2 separate regions of the Homo sapiens genome follow, and region 2 is linked to region 1. Evidence: chromatin contacts called from ENCODE Hi-C or POLR2A ChIA-PET data. All regions are on one chromosome and are shown on one strand. Each heading gives the region's core, a stretch centred on a gene start or an enhancer-like site at or near the end of the contact. The rest is flanking DNA. Distances are from core to core; before and after follow the strand shown.

What was found. Hi-C counts contacts between places; a loop is a spot of excess contacts on that map. ChIA-PET counts read pairs that join two places held with the same protein, here RNA polymerase II (POLR2A). Pooled maps may share reads with other maps.
Region 2: a pooled map shows a loop between it and region 1 (15-fold over the local background). The contact joins the promoter of PRPSAP1 here to the promoter of SLC25A19 in region 1. A Hi-C loop is called at or near these places in 1 of 37 single-sample maps with no recorded cell type and 6 of 50 pooled maps. POLR2A ChIA-PET finds 5 or more read pairs at or near these places in 3 of 52 experiments (BJ, HCT116 and activated B cell).

The regions. Positions count from the first base shown.
Region 1 is chr17:75,286,990-75,293,585 of GRCh38, forward strand. SLC25A19 (solute carrier family 25 member 19) reads right to left here and starts at 2,444. Exons shown (of 8, transcript NM_001126121.2): 1 at 2,365-2,444; 2 at 1,513-1,602. RefSeq lists enhancers at 1,589-2,090, 2,523-2,722, 2,813-2,862, 2,903-2,952.
Region 2 is chr17:76,352,208-76,359,259 of GRCh38, forward strand. It overlaps PRPSAP1 (phosphoribosyl pyrophosphate synthetase associated protein 1), which reads right to left and starts at 1,709. Exons shown (of 10, transcript NM_002766.3): 1 at 1,327-1,709. The coding sequence starts at 1,496. RefSeq lists enhancers at 766-825, 1,675-2,539, 1,786-2,055 and a silencer at 1,186-1,505.

The DNA of each region.
Region 1 (6,596 bases), core at 1,194-3,693:
CAGGAGTTCAAGACCAGCCTGGGCAACACTGCAAAACCCCAACTCTACAAAAAATACAAAAATTTAAAAATAAAATAAAATAGCACTTGTTTTATTCCTCTTTACAGTACTTATTACTATGGCATATTTGTTTACTTTTTTAGAGACAGGGTCTCACTCTGTTGCCCAGGCTGGAATGCAGTGGTGCCATCATAACTCACCATAGCCTTGAACTCCTGGGCTCAAGTGATTCTCTTGCCTCAGCCTCCCAATTAGCTGTCACTTAACAGGTGCAGGCCTGGCTAAGTTTTTTATTTTTGTAGAGATAAGGTCTCAATGTTGCCCTGGCTGGTCTCGAACTCCTGGCCTCAAGTGATTCTCCTGCCTCAGCCTCCTGAATTGCTGAGATTACATGCATGAGCCACAGCGCCCGGCACGCCATGGGTTATTTATACAGTACATTTGTTTCTTGTCTCTCTCCCTGACTAGAATGTAAGCCCGTGGAAACACGACCTTGGTCTCATTTGTTCACTCGTAAATTTCCGGTTCCTGGAATAGAGCCCATCATGGTAAGTGCTTAATAATATTTGAGAATCGAATGAACAGGCTTGATAGGCAATTGTTGGTCCCAGAGATCAACTGGTTTTCCAAGACATCTGGCAACTTTATAGCAAACTCCTGCTCACTGAGTGAGCCCACTCAAGTGTAACGCTGAGGGACTGAAGGACGTGCAGGGCTGGAGAACAGGGATTGGGATTCTTTAACAATCCCCCACTGTCCAAAGGAAGAGCCCTGAGGCCCTGAGCCCCTTCACCTTTCCCTTTCCCCTCCTGCACACACCTCAGACCACCCCGGCACAGTGGGGCCATGCTACGCTAGCAAATGATGCTCCTGGCCAGGCACCGTGGCTCACGCCTGTAATCCCAGCACTTTGGGAGGCCGAGGCGGGTGGATCGCCTGAGGTCAGGAGTTCAAGACCAGTCTGGCCAACATGGTGAAACCCTGTCTCTAATAAAAATACAAAAATTATCTGGGTGTCGTGGTGGGCGCCTGTAATCCCAGTTACTTGGGAGGCTGAGGAGGGAGAATCACGTGAGCCTGGGAGGCAGAGGTTGCAGTGAGCTGAAATCACGCCATTGCACTCCAGCCTGGGCTACAGAGTGAGACTCCGTCTCAAAAACAAAAAAACAAAACAAAACAAAAAAGAAAATGACGCTCCTGGGCTCCCCTGACTCAGACCTACTGACCTCTTCAGCCTCACTCTGGACCACTCTTCCCCTTCCCTCATTTAACCAGAGTGGTCTGACTGCTTCTGCCCAGTTCCTGGAAAACTCGGGGAGCACTCCTATCAATTGCCTTGCCTCTACTCCTCCAGTTCCCTACGTCTGAAATACAGCCCCACTCTCAGCCCCTACTCACTTTTTCAAGGCTAGCTCCTCTCATCCACCAGAGCTCAGCTAAAAAGCATCCCTTCCAGGAGATGTACTTTTTTCCTTTTTTGTAAAAACAAAAAACAAAAACAGTAATACCTACATACGGTCTGTAGAGTTGTACAAAGCATAGAAAGAAGTCTGTAACCACACACATCAACAGGTAGTTGGTAACTGATCACAGGGAGAAGGGCTGAGAAGGGAAAAAGGAAGGTAGACCTGTCGATAATTCTATACTGTTTGAATTTGTTATGGCAAAAAAAAAAAAAAAAAATCCCTAAAACTAGCCTTCAGAATTACCCTAGTTCTTGAATACTTGTAGTAGTGGGGGTGGGGGTGGGGGAGGAGGGGAGATACTACCTACAGGATGGCAGCCTCCACCCCAGACATCAATTCCTTTTCTCCTCTCACCCACCCTGGAACTCCTCCCCAGGCGCCCATGAGGAAGTTTAAACACGCGGCAAGCGACTGAGAGGCAAAACCTCTCCAGGGGTTACCCAGGGACCGCTCAGGTCACACTGAGCAGCGTGTTTCCCGCCCATCTGGGCAGAAAGGAGGAGCAAGCCCGAGTGGCAGGTGTCCTGGATCGCTGTCAGGAGACCGGAGCATACCAGGCTCTTCCTGGTGTTCGGGTGCCCATGTGCCCAAGGGCTCAGCTGAGCAAATCTGCAGAGGTCCCCGTGTGGGTACCTAGGTGTCCACGTGTGCCTCGGGGTGTGTTTTTTCTCCTTGAGTCCGAGGGGACGCCCTGGAGCTCAGGTGCTCAAGGGCGTGCGCGGGGCTCGGCCGCCGGTGTCCCTGGAGATGCTTCTCTGGTCTGGTGTGACACGTGTGTACACAGTCCCCGCCCTCTCGTGAGCGCCCGGGTGCGTGTGCTCCCTCCCGACCACCCTGAGGAGCGAGGGTGCTGGTCCCCGAGAGGGCGGCGAGAAGGACGGAGGTAGAGGTTACTCACACGGCTCGGCGGGTGCGGCCCGGCTCAGCGCTCTCCGCTCTCTCTAGCTCCTCGCGCAGTCTTAACAGCAAAACTCTACTGAGCTCGGACGAAACTGGCGGGCTCCTGGGCCAATCACCGTGCAGCTCCCCGCCAGACGCTGGACCAATGGTTGTGCGCTTGAGGTCTGGCAACCGCCTCCCGCAAGATATCACCGGGTAATGTAGTCCTTCGCGACCAAGGGCAGGACAGCTGGACGGCGCACAGCTTCCTGGGAGATGTAGTCCGGCTGCTCGCGGGCGCGCGAGTTCGACCGACGCGTTAGAAGGAGGTGCCTTGCGAAGCCGGGCTGCGACCTTAGGGGTCGCCGTGCTCTGGCGTGTGACTCGAAAGTCAGCCTGCAGGCGGGGTCCAAGGTTAGGGCGCGGTAGACTTGACCCGCTTTCCTCAAACTCTGTTAATGCCAGAACCCGGATAATCTCAACTTGGTAAAGATGGCAGGAAGCCTAGCAAAAAGCTGGAGGACGTCGGGAAGAGAATAGATGAGAACAGTCCCCTCGGGGACGGGGAAGGCAAAAACACGAGTGTCCCCCCCTCTCACCCCGAGTTTTAGTATTTCTCATTATAAAAGTAATATTAAAAGTATATAGACAGAAAATATAGAAAGGAAGGAGGAAATGACTCATCCTACCGCCCGCACACAACTAGCGTCACGGTTTTGCGCGACAGTATTGCCTCCTGACTTTTTAATTGCATTTTTATATTCGTGTTATCATTTTGACGCACAATTTTAAGACATTTTTATTGTAGAAAATTTCAAGATACACAGAAGTGGAATAACCCGATGAAGCCGCGTAGAGTCGCTCTCCGACCTCAGCAGTTACGCGACTCATGGGGCAATCTTGTTTCCTCTATTTCTGCACCTACCTCGCACGCGCTGCCCAGCGTTATTCTGAAGTAAATACCATCACGTGTTTTCACCAGTAAATATTTCAGTATGTGTCTTTAAAGGACAAGCATTCCCTTTTTAATACGTATACATTATGCTTCACACACACACAAAACTGTCACTCCGACCCCCCAAAAAAACTTTTAATATCAAATATGAATTAGTGTTTACACTTTTCTGAAAGAAAGAAATGTTCTTCTTTTTTTTTTTTTTTTTTTTTTTTTTTTTTTTTTTTTTTTTTTGAGACAGTTTTGCTCTTGTCGCCCAGGCTGGAGTGCAATGGTGCTATTTCAGCTCACTGCAACCTTTGCCTCTGGGGTTCACACGATTCTCCTGCCTCAGCCTCCCGAGTAGCTGGGATTACACGCGTGCACCACTATGCCCAGCTAATTTTTTGTATCTTTAGTAGAGATGGGGTTTTGCCATGTTGGTCAGTCTGGTCTCAAACTTTTTTTTTTTTTTTGAGACAAGAGTCTCACTCTGTCACCCAGGCTGGAATGCAGTGGCACGATCTCGGCTCGGTGCAACCTCCACCTCCCGGGTTCAGGTGATTCTCCTGCTTCAGCCTCCTGAGTAGCTGGGACTACAGGCCTGCACCACCATACCCAGCTAATTTTTGTAGTTTTAGTAGAAACGGGGTTTCACCATGTTGGCCAGGCTAGTTTTGAACTCCTGACCTCAAGTGATCCACCCAGCTCGGCCTCCCAAGGTTCTGGGATTACAGGTGTGAGCCACCGTGCCTGGCTGAAATGTCCTTCTTAAAACAAGTTGTTTGCTTTTCTTTCTTTTTTTTTTGAGACGGAGTCTAGCTCTGTCCCCCAGGCTGGAGTGCAGTGGCGCGATCTTGGCTCACTGCAAGCTCCGCCTCCCGGGTTCACGCCATTCTCCTGCCTCAGCCTCTCCAAGTAGCTGGGACTACAGGCGCCCGCCACCACGCCCGGCTAATTTTTTGTATTTTTAGTAGAGATGGGGTTTCACCGTGGTCTCGATCTCCTGACCTCGTGATCTGCCCGCCTCGGCCTCCCAAAGTGCTGGGATTACAAGCGTCAGCCACCATACCCAGCCACAAGTTTGCTTTTCTAAGTGACAGAGCTCAGAAAACAAACAAAAATGTTTGTCTGAATTGAGATCTTGGTTGGGTGCAGTGGCTCACACCTGTAATCCCAGCACTGGGAGGCTGAGGTGGGTGGATTGCTTGAGGTCAGGAGTTCAAGACCAGCCTGACCAACATGTGAAACCGCGTCTCTACTAAAAATACAAAAATTAGCCAGGCATGGTGGTAGGCGCTTGTAATTCCAGCTACTTGGGAGGCTGAGGCAGGAGGATCACTTGAACCTGGGAGGGAGAGGTTACAGTGAGCCGAGATCGTGCCACTGCACTCCAGCCTGGGCAACAGAGTGAGACTCCGTCTCAAAGAAAAGAAAAAGAGTTGAGATCTGAACTGAACATTGCAACTGGAAGTCCTTTTAAAAATCTATTGTTTTTCTCCACTTTACTTTTTTTTTACTTGAAATTTGTTTTCTTTCATTTCCTTTCATTTTCCTTTCTTTCTCTATTTTATTATATTTGTTTTTTTTTAAGAAACTAGATAGAGCCAGGCTGGGGGTGCACACCTGTATTCCCAATATTAGGGAGACTGAGGGAGGAGGATCCCTTGAGCCCAGAAGTTCAAAGCTGTAGTGTGCAAAAATAGTGCCTGTGAATAGCCACTGTGCTCCAGCCTGGGAAACATAGCGACACTCCATCTCTACAAAAACTAAATAATACATTTTTTAAAAGAAAGAAATTAAGTGGTTTATGCTGTGGCATTTTCCCTAGTCTGGATTTTGCTGATCGCATCCCCATGGAGTTGTTTCCACATCTTCCTGTGTCCCTTGTGTTTTTTGTTTGTTTGTTTGTTGTTGTTGTTGCTGTTTTTGAGACAAAGTCTCACTCAGTTGTCCAGGCTGTGGTGCAATGGTGCAATCTCGGCTCACTGCAACCTGTGCCTCCTGGGTTCAAGGGATTCTCCAGCCTCAGCCTCCCAAGTAGCTGGGATTACAGGCACCCGCCATCATGTCCAGCTAATTTTTGTATTTTTAGTAGAGATGAGGTTTCACCATGTTGGCCAGGCTGGTCTCGAACTCCTGACCTCAGCTGATCTGCCTGCTTTGGCCTCCCGAAGTGCTGGGATTACAGGCGTGAGCCACCACACCTGGCCCCTATGTCCCTTGTGTTCTCTGCTAATTGGTAATTAGATCTAAAAGGTTTGATTAGACTGGGTTTGACTTTTTTTTTTTTTAGATAAGGTCTCACTTTGTCTCCCAGGCTAGAGTGCAGTGACACGATCTCAGCTCACTGCAGCCTCTACCTCTTGGGGTCAAGCTATCCTTCTGCCTCAGCCCCTAGTAGCTGGGACTACAGGCACGCGCCACCACACCCAGCTAATTTTTTGTATTTTTTGTAGAGACGGGGTTTTGCCATGTTGCCCATGGCAGTCTTGAACTCCTGAGCTCAGGCAATCTGTCTGCTTCAGCCTCCCAAAGTGCTAGGATTACAGGTGTCAGCCACTGAACCTGGCCTGATTTTTAAAATTTATTTCTTTATTTTTTGAGACAGAGTCTCACTCTGTCCTCCAGGCTGGAGTGCAGTGGCGCAATCGCAGCTCGCTGCAAACTCCGCCTCCTGAGTTCAAGCGATTCTCCTGCTTCAGCCTCCTGAGTAGTCGTGATTACAGGCATGTGCCACCTCGCCCAGCTAATTTTCGTATTTTTAGTAGAGACGGGGTTGTTTCACCATGTTGGTTGGGCTGGTCTCAAATTCCTGACCTCATGATCTGCCCGCCTTGGCCTCCCGAAGTGCTGGGATTACAGACGTGAGCCACTGCGCCCAGCCTTTTTTTTTTTTTTTTTTTAGACAGAATCTTGCTGTGTTGTCCAGGCTGGAGTACAGTCATACAGTAGTGTGATCTTGGCTCACTGCAACCTCCGCCTCCAGGGTTCAAGCGACTCTCCTGCCTCAGCCTCCTGAGTAGCTGGTACTACAGGCACATGCCACCAAACCTGGCTAATTTTTGTACTTTTAGTGGAGATGACGTTTCACCACATTGGCCAGGCTTGTCTCAAACTCCTGACCTCAAGTGATCTGCCCACTTTGCCCTTCCAAAGTGCTGGGATTACAGGCATGAGCCACTGTGCCTGGCCTGATTTTTTTTTTTGTAAAGACAGTCTCGCTCTGTTGCCCAGGCTGGAGTGCAGTGGCACAATCTTGGTTCACTGCAACCTCTGCCTCCTGGGTTCAAGCAATTCTCTTGCCTCAGCCTCCT
Region 2 (7,052 bases), core at 459-2,958, 1.1 Mb after region 1:
TTAAAATGTGAAAATGGCTTTAAATATTAAAAGACGAGCTATTCATTTTATGTCTTAGATTTCTAACAAGTGTATGTAGAAAGGGCATATAAGGCTCCTCCTTTATATCAGAGCTCTGGGATTCTCCAAAAGAGCCAACTAGAAAAGAGGCCATTTCACCGGGCGCGGTGGCTGAAGCCTGTAATCCCAGCACTTTGGGAGGCCGAGGCGGGCGGATCACGAGGTCAGAAGATCGAAACCATCCTGGCTAACACGGTGAAACCCAGTCTCTACTAAAAATACAAAAAATGAGCCGGGTGTGGTGGCGGGTGCCTGTAGTCCCAGCTACTTGGGAGGCTGGGGCAGGACAATGGCGTGAACCCGGGAGGCGGAGCTTGCAGTGAGCCGAGATCTCGCCACTGCACTCCAGCCTGGGTGACAGAGCGAGACTCCGTCTCAAAAAAAAAAAAAAAAAAAAAAAGAAAAGAAAAAGAAAAAGAAAAGAGGCCACTTAGTAAACAACTATTCAGAGGGCCACTATGAGCCCCTACTCTGCTAGAACCAGATACTACTTCTACATTATCCCGATCATACAATATTCTCAACCATGCCCATTTCACAGATGAGGTTCAGGGAAATCAAGTCTCTTGCCCACTGACACAGAGCTAGTAAGTGGCAAGGCTGGGAGGGCATCTCAGAGCTGTCAGACCCCAAAGGCGACTTAAGACCAGGGGCTTGGTTGGGTTAAAGACACAAATGACTGATCTTATCCCAAGCTGATTTACAAAGCAGGGTCAGGCCTGTCATTTCTACCACCAGCTCCGGCCCATCTGCCTCCCTGGAATTGCCTTCTTCGCACTGCCAGTCCCCACACCTTTGCTCTGCGACCGCACCTGCCGCGTCGGATCCCCCAACTCACAACCACGCCCGCGGGTCTCACTGCAGTGAGACTTGAGAGTGGCGGCGGTCAGATTCCCAGGTCAACTCCAGCCGTGGGAAAGGAAGCCAAGCCCTGAGCCCCTTTCCCCAAGACACGCACTCCGGGGCTCCAGAAAGCTCGGCCCGCCCCGGGGTGTGGGACTGCGGAGACGAAAGGCAGGCAGGCCGCGGACCCAGTCACGGGGCGGGGGGCTGAGGTCACCGAGAGTCCGCCCCAAGCCTCCCAGCTGCAAAACCGGGGAGCGGGGGGCGGTATCCGTCACCTCCAAGCTTTGTCCGGCTGGGAAGGCCCGCGCCTCCCGCCCCAGGTGCAGGAGGTGGGGCGGGTGGAGGGGAGCGGGTCCCTCCGGGCGCGAAGGAGAGCTAGGCGCCGCCGCCCCCGGCCCGGCCCTCCCACCGCCCCCTTACTCTGTGATGCGCTTGGCCAGCTCCGTGCAGGCGGCCGTGGAGTTGGCCGAGAAGACTCGGTAGCCGGTGCGAGCGGCGTTCATGGCCGGCGGGGGAACGGGGCGGGCGCGCGGGACGCGGAAAGCCGAGGACGCGGAGGGCGGGGGCAACAGCAGCAGCTTCTTGGGCATCGTCCGGCCCGCGGCGCGGTTACGACCGGCCCCGCGCGGGGCTGCACTCTGAGTGCTTCCGACTGCGAGACCCCGGTTTGGGTGGGGAAGGCGCTGAGAAACTCGGCGCAAGCGGGGAGAGCTCCGAGGTCCGTGCCCTTGCGCACCCCACACCACTGACTACAGCGGCCGAGCCTTCGCAGCGCCCGGCGCCGCCGCCTCAGAGCCAGAGGCAAGGCCACCGCCCCCTCCGGGCATCCGAAGAGCGTCGGCTAGAGCGCCCTCAGGCCGCCATCTCGGATGAGGGCAGGGAGCCTGGCGACTCTCTAAAAGCCTGTTCTTCCGAGGGGCATGTCACAGGTTCGCCCCGCCCCTGCTTTGACCGCTTCCACGGGAGCTCTTTCGGTCTCACTTTCTTGGGAGGAGCAGCCTACCTCGGTAGTGGCCCCAGGTGTTTCCAACTTTTTGGCCAGGACCCAACATGTCCGCCTCCGAGGAGGTATACGATCTAGCTCTGCATGTCTATGGTAGCACAGCGCCCGCCCCACGAGGCGCGTGCGCCGGCCGGAGATTAATTTGAAAAGTAGAGGGCGGGGGTTCTTTCCAGCTGGTTGACCGCAGTACTGAAGCGGCCAAAAAGTGGTCTTCTCCTGAGCCTGATCTTTCAGGCGTTTCCGAACAGATCCCCAACCCTGTGTCTGCGTGTAAGGCAAGGTTCCCTGAACGTGCCAAAGGCCCTCTTGCCGGTATTCGCTTTCAATCAAAAAAGCCCTCCTTCTCCTCTTTCCATATGCGCCACCCCTCCGAGACCCACTCGCGATGCGTCTGTTCCACAGTCTTTCTGGTGACCTCAACCACAGTAAGCCGCCCGGCCCGCGGGACTGTGCCACACGTAGATGCTTGCATTTTTTAAATTTTTGTTGTTGTTGTTATTGTTTTGATGCTTGCATATTTATGTACCTTTGCAAACATCTATTTTCCTAACTAGGATGTAACCCATTTTACGGCCACATCGTGAGTTCCTTTTTTTTTTTTTTAATTTTATTATTATTTATTTATTTTTTGAAATAGGGTCTCCCTCTGCCGCCCAGGCTGGAGTGCAGTGGCGCGATCACGGCTCACTGCAGCCTCTACCTCCCGGGCTCAAGCCATCCTCCTACCTCAGTCATTCAAAATGCCGACATTACAGGCCTCAGCCATCACGCCCCGCCAAGATCGTGTATTCCTGAGTGCTCCGTGTTACCCAGTGTATAGGGCAGTGTGTGGGCTCCAGAGGCCCGCAATCAGTACTTGTTGAAGTAGAAAGTAAAGCCCAGGGAAGCATTTGAGATCTCTAGTTATCAGCTGCACCAGAACTCGAGGGGAGGAGAGGTGCCTCTCACATTGACAGTACCATCTTCTGAGAATGTCCTTTAGAGACTCTGCTTGTGGTGACATTGGGCTTGAGGGAGCAGTAGATTGTGACTCAGCATGTCGTGAAGGACCACAAGTCTGAAGCTACAGGATTTGGAAGTTGAGCTGCCCTGAGCCTGCAGCAGCCTGGCCCCTATTCCAATAGCTCTCTAGAAAAAAAAAAAAAAAAAAAAAGGACAGTGGGTGCACAGCCTAGGCCAAATTATTTAACCACTGCACACATGTCCAGCTCACAGACCCTGACAAAAACCTTGTTACCTTCTTAAAAAAAAGGGGGAATGGGATAGGTGCAGTAGCTCATGCCTGTAATCCCAGCACTTTGGGAGGCCGAGGCGGATGATAGTTTGAGGTCAGGAGTTCAAGACCAGCCTGGGCAACATGGCGAAACCCAATCTGTACTAAAAATACAAAAATTAGCCAGGTGTTGGCTGAGCGTGGTGGCTCACTCCTTTAATCCCAGCACTTTGGGAGGCTGAGGTGGGTGGATCACCTGAGGTCAGGAGTTTGAGACAAGCCTGGCCAAGGTGGCAAAACACTGTCTCTACTAAAAATGCAAAAATTAGGCTGGGCACGGTGGCTCATGCCTGTAATCCCAGCACTTTGGGAGGCTATGGTGGGTGGATCACGAGGTCAGGAATTCGATACCAGCCTGGCCAACATGGTGAAACCCTGTCTCTACTAATAATACAAAAAATTAGCCAGATGTGGCCGGGCGCGGTGGCTCACGCCTGTAATCCCAGCACTTTGAGAGGCTGAGGCGGGCGGATCACAAGGTCAGGAGATCGAGACCATCCTGGCTAACACGGTGAAACCCCATCTCTACTAAAAATACAAAAAATTAGCCGGGCGCAGTGGCGGGCGCCTGTAGTCCCAGCTACTCGGGAGGCTGAGGCAGGAGAATGGCGTGAACCCGGGAGGCGGAGCTTGCAGTGAGCTGACATTGTGCCACTGAACTCCAGCCTGGACGACCGGGCGAGGGCGCGACTCTGTCTCAAAAAAAAAAAAAAAAAATCAGCCAGATGTGGTGGCGCGGTGGCACACACCTGTAATCCCACCTACTCAAGAGGCTGAGGCAGGAGAACCGCTTGAGCTCGGGAGGCGGAGGTTGCAGTGAGCTGAGATCAGGCCACTGCACTCCATCCTGGGCAACACAGCAAGACTCCATCTCTCTCTCATACACACACACACACACACACACACACACACACACACAATTAGCCAGGTGTGGTGGCAGGCAACTGTAATCCCAGTTACTTGGGAGGCTAAGGCAGGAGAATCGCTTGAACCTGGGAGGCGGAGGTTGTAGTGAGCCGAGATTGTGCCAGCCTGGGCAACAGAGTGAGACCTCCTCTCAAAAAAAAAAAAAAAAAAAAAAAACAGGTTGGGCACGGTGGCTCACGCCTGCAATCCCAGCACTTTGGGTGGCCGAGGTGGGCAGATCACGAGGTCAGGAGATTGAGACCATCCTGGTCAACATGCTTAAACCCCATCTCTACTAAAAATACAAAAATTAGCCGGGGGTGGTGGCGCGCCTGTGGTCCCAGCTACTCGGGAGGCTGGGGCAGGAGAATCACTTGAACCCAGGAGGTGGAGATTTCAGTGAGCCAAGATCAAGCCACTGCACTCCAGCCTGGCAACAGAGCGAGACTCCATCTCAAAAAAAAAAAATTAGCCAGATGTGGTGGCACATGCCTGTAGTCCCTTCTACTCCGGAGGCTGAGGCAGAAGAATCACTTGAATCCAGGAGGCAGAGGTTGCAGTGAGCCGAGATCGTGCCACTGCACTCTAGCCTGGGCAACAGAGTGAGTCTCTGTCTCAATAACAACAATAAAAAGTTAATCAGCCTATAGCCCCAGCTACTTGGGAGGATGAGGCAGGAGGATCCCTTGAGCCCGGAAGTCCAAGGCTGCAGTGAGCTACGATTGAGCCACTCCACTCCAGCATGGGCAACAGAGAAAGACTCTGACTCAAAAAAATTAAAAATAAATGCTTGCTGAAAAGGGGAGCACGAAACACTTCTGAGGCAGGAGAATAGGGTCTGGAGGCAGGGTACGTAAGGCCAATTCACGCTGACTTCTTAGAACGAAATAAAATGGAAATACTTCAGCTATGACAAGAAATATCCTCTCCATTTACATAGGGCATACAGGAAATAATCCTATTTACATAGGGCATACACTGAGTGAATGACTTTGTAACTTGACTTCATTCCCTTCATTTACATAGGGCGTGCACCAGGTAACCAATGGAAACCTCTAGAGGGTACTGAAACCCCAGAAAATTCTGTAACGGGGCTCTTGAGCCCCTATGCTCGGCATACTCCCACCCTGTGGGGTGTACTTTCATTTTCAATAAATCTCTGCTTTTGTTGCCTCATTCTTTCCTTGCTTTGTTTGTGCGTTTTGTCTAATTCTTTGTTCAAGATGCCAAGAACGTGGACACCCTCCACCGGTAACACTTCCGGGATCCCACTCCTCAGCACAAGCATGGGCTTTGCAACAATGTGGGGATGCCCAGGGTGGCCAATGGTCATTGTTATGGACTGAAAGTTTGTGTCCTCCCAAAATTAATATGTTGAAGTTCTAACCCCCAGTGTGATGGGACTAGGAGGTGGAATGTTTGGAGGTGAGCTGGAGTTAGATGAGGGTGGGGACCCCATGATGGGATTAGTGCCCCTAAAGGAGGAAGAGACATCAGGGCTTCTCCTCTCTCTGCCATGTAAGAACATAGGGAGAAGGTGGCCGTCTGCAGCCTAGAAGAGAGCCCTCACCAGAACCCGACCATGTGGCTCCCTGAGCTGGGACTTCCAGCCTCTAGGACTGTGAGAAGTAAGTGTCTGTTTTTTAAGCCACCCAGTCTATTTTGTAGCAGCCCAGACAGACTAAAGCAGGCATGCTGAGCCTGCCTAGGGTGTCACGCATCCCGTCTGACACGTAGGCCTGCCATGGTCTGGCTTGCTTTCTCCCATGTCCTCCTCAGAAGAGGTTGATGCTCAAAGCCCTCTGCAATGCTTGTGACCCACGTTTCCCCTGCAGTCCCCCCTCCCACAGAAGCATTGCAGGGGTCTGTGTACCTGAGGAGGGAAGTGAAGGGACAGAAACAGCTCATTGCTCAATGCCCAAAGATAGCACGTTGGGCCTCAGGAGCACCTACTCAATTTAGCCACTAAAAAATTAGAAACAACCGAAATGCCCCCAAATAACAGAATAGCTATACAAATGATGATGCCTCCGAATGATGGAATATTTGGCAACCATCAGAAAGTTTGCTTTTTAGGAGCTGGGTGTGGTGGCCCACACCTGTGGTCCCAGCTACTCAGAAGGCTAAGGCAGGAGGATCCCTTGAGCCCAGGAGTTCAAGGCTCACAAATGTGAACAGCCACTGCACTCCAGCCTGGACAGCATCATAAAACTCTATCACTTTAAAAAAAAAAAAAAAAAAAAAAAAGGCTGGAGCTGGGCACGGTGGCTCACGCCTCTAATCCCAGCACCTTGAGAGGCCAGGGTGGGCAGATCACACGGTCAGGAGTTCGAGACCAGCCTGGCCAACATAGTGAAACCCTGTCTCTACTAAAAATACAAAAAAGTAGCTGGGCGTGGTGGTGGGCGCCTGTAATCCCAGCTACTCGGGAGGCTGAGGCAGGAGAATGGCTTGAACCCAGAGGTGGAGGTTGCAGCGAGCCAAGATCACGCCATTGCACTCCAGCCTGCGCGACAGAGCGAGACTCCATCTCAAAATCAATCAAGCAATCAATCAATTAATCAAACAAGGCTGGGCATGGTGGCTCATGCCTGTAATCTCAGCATTTTGGGCGGCCGAGGCTAGTGGATTACCTGAGGTCAGGAGTTTGAGACCAGCCTGGCCAACATGGCAAAACCCATCTCTACTAAAAATAACAAAAATTAGCCAGGTGTGGTAGCAGGCACCTGTAATCTCAGTTACTCAGGAGGCTGAGGTAGGAGAATCGCTTTAACCTGGGAGGTGGAGGTTGCAGTGAGCCGAGATTGCGCCACTGCACTCTAGCTTGGGCCACAGAGCGAGACCCTGTCTCTAAATAAATAAATAATAAATTAAAATTAAAAAAAAAACGTTTGCTTTGTCTGGCACAATGGCTCACGCCTACAATCCCAGCACTTCGGGAGGCCAAGGCAGGTGGATCACCTG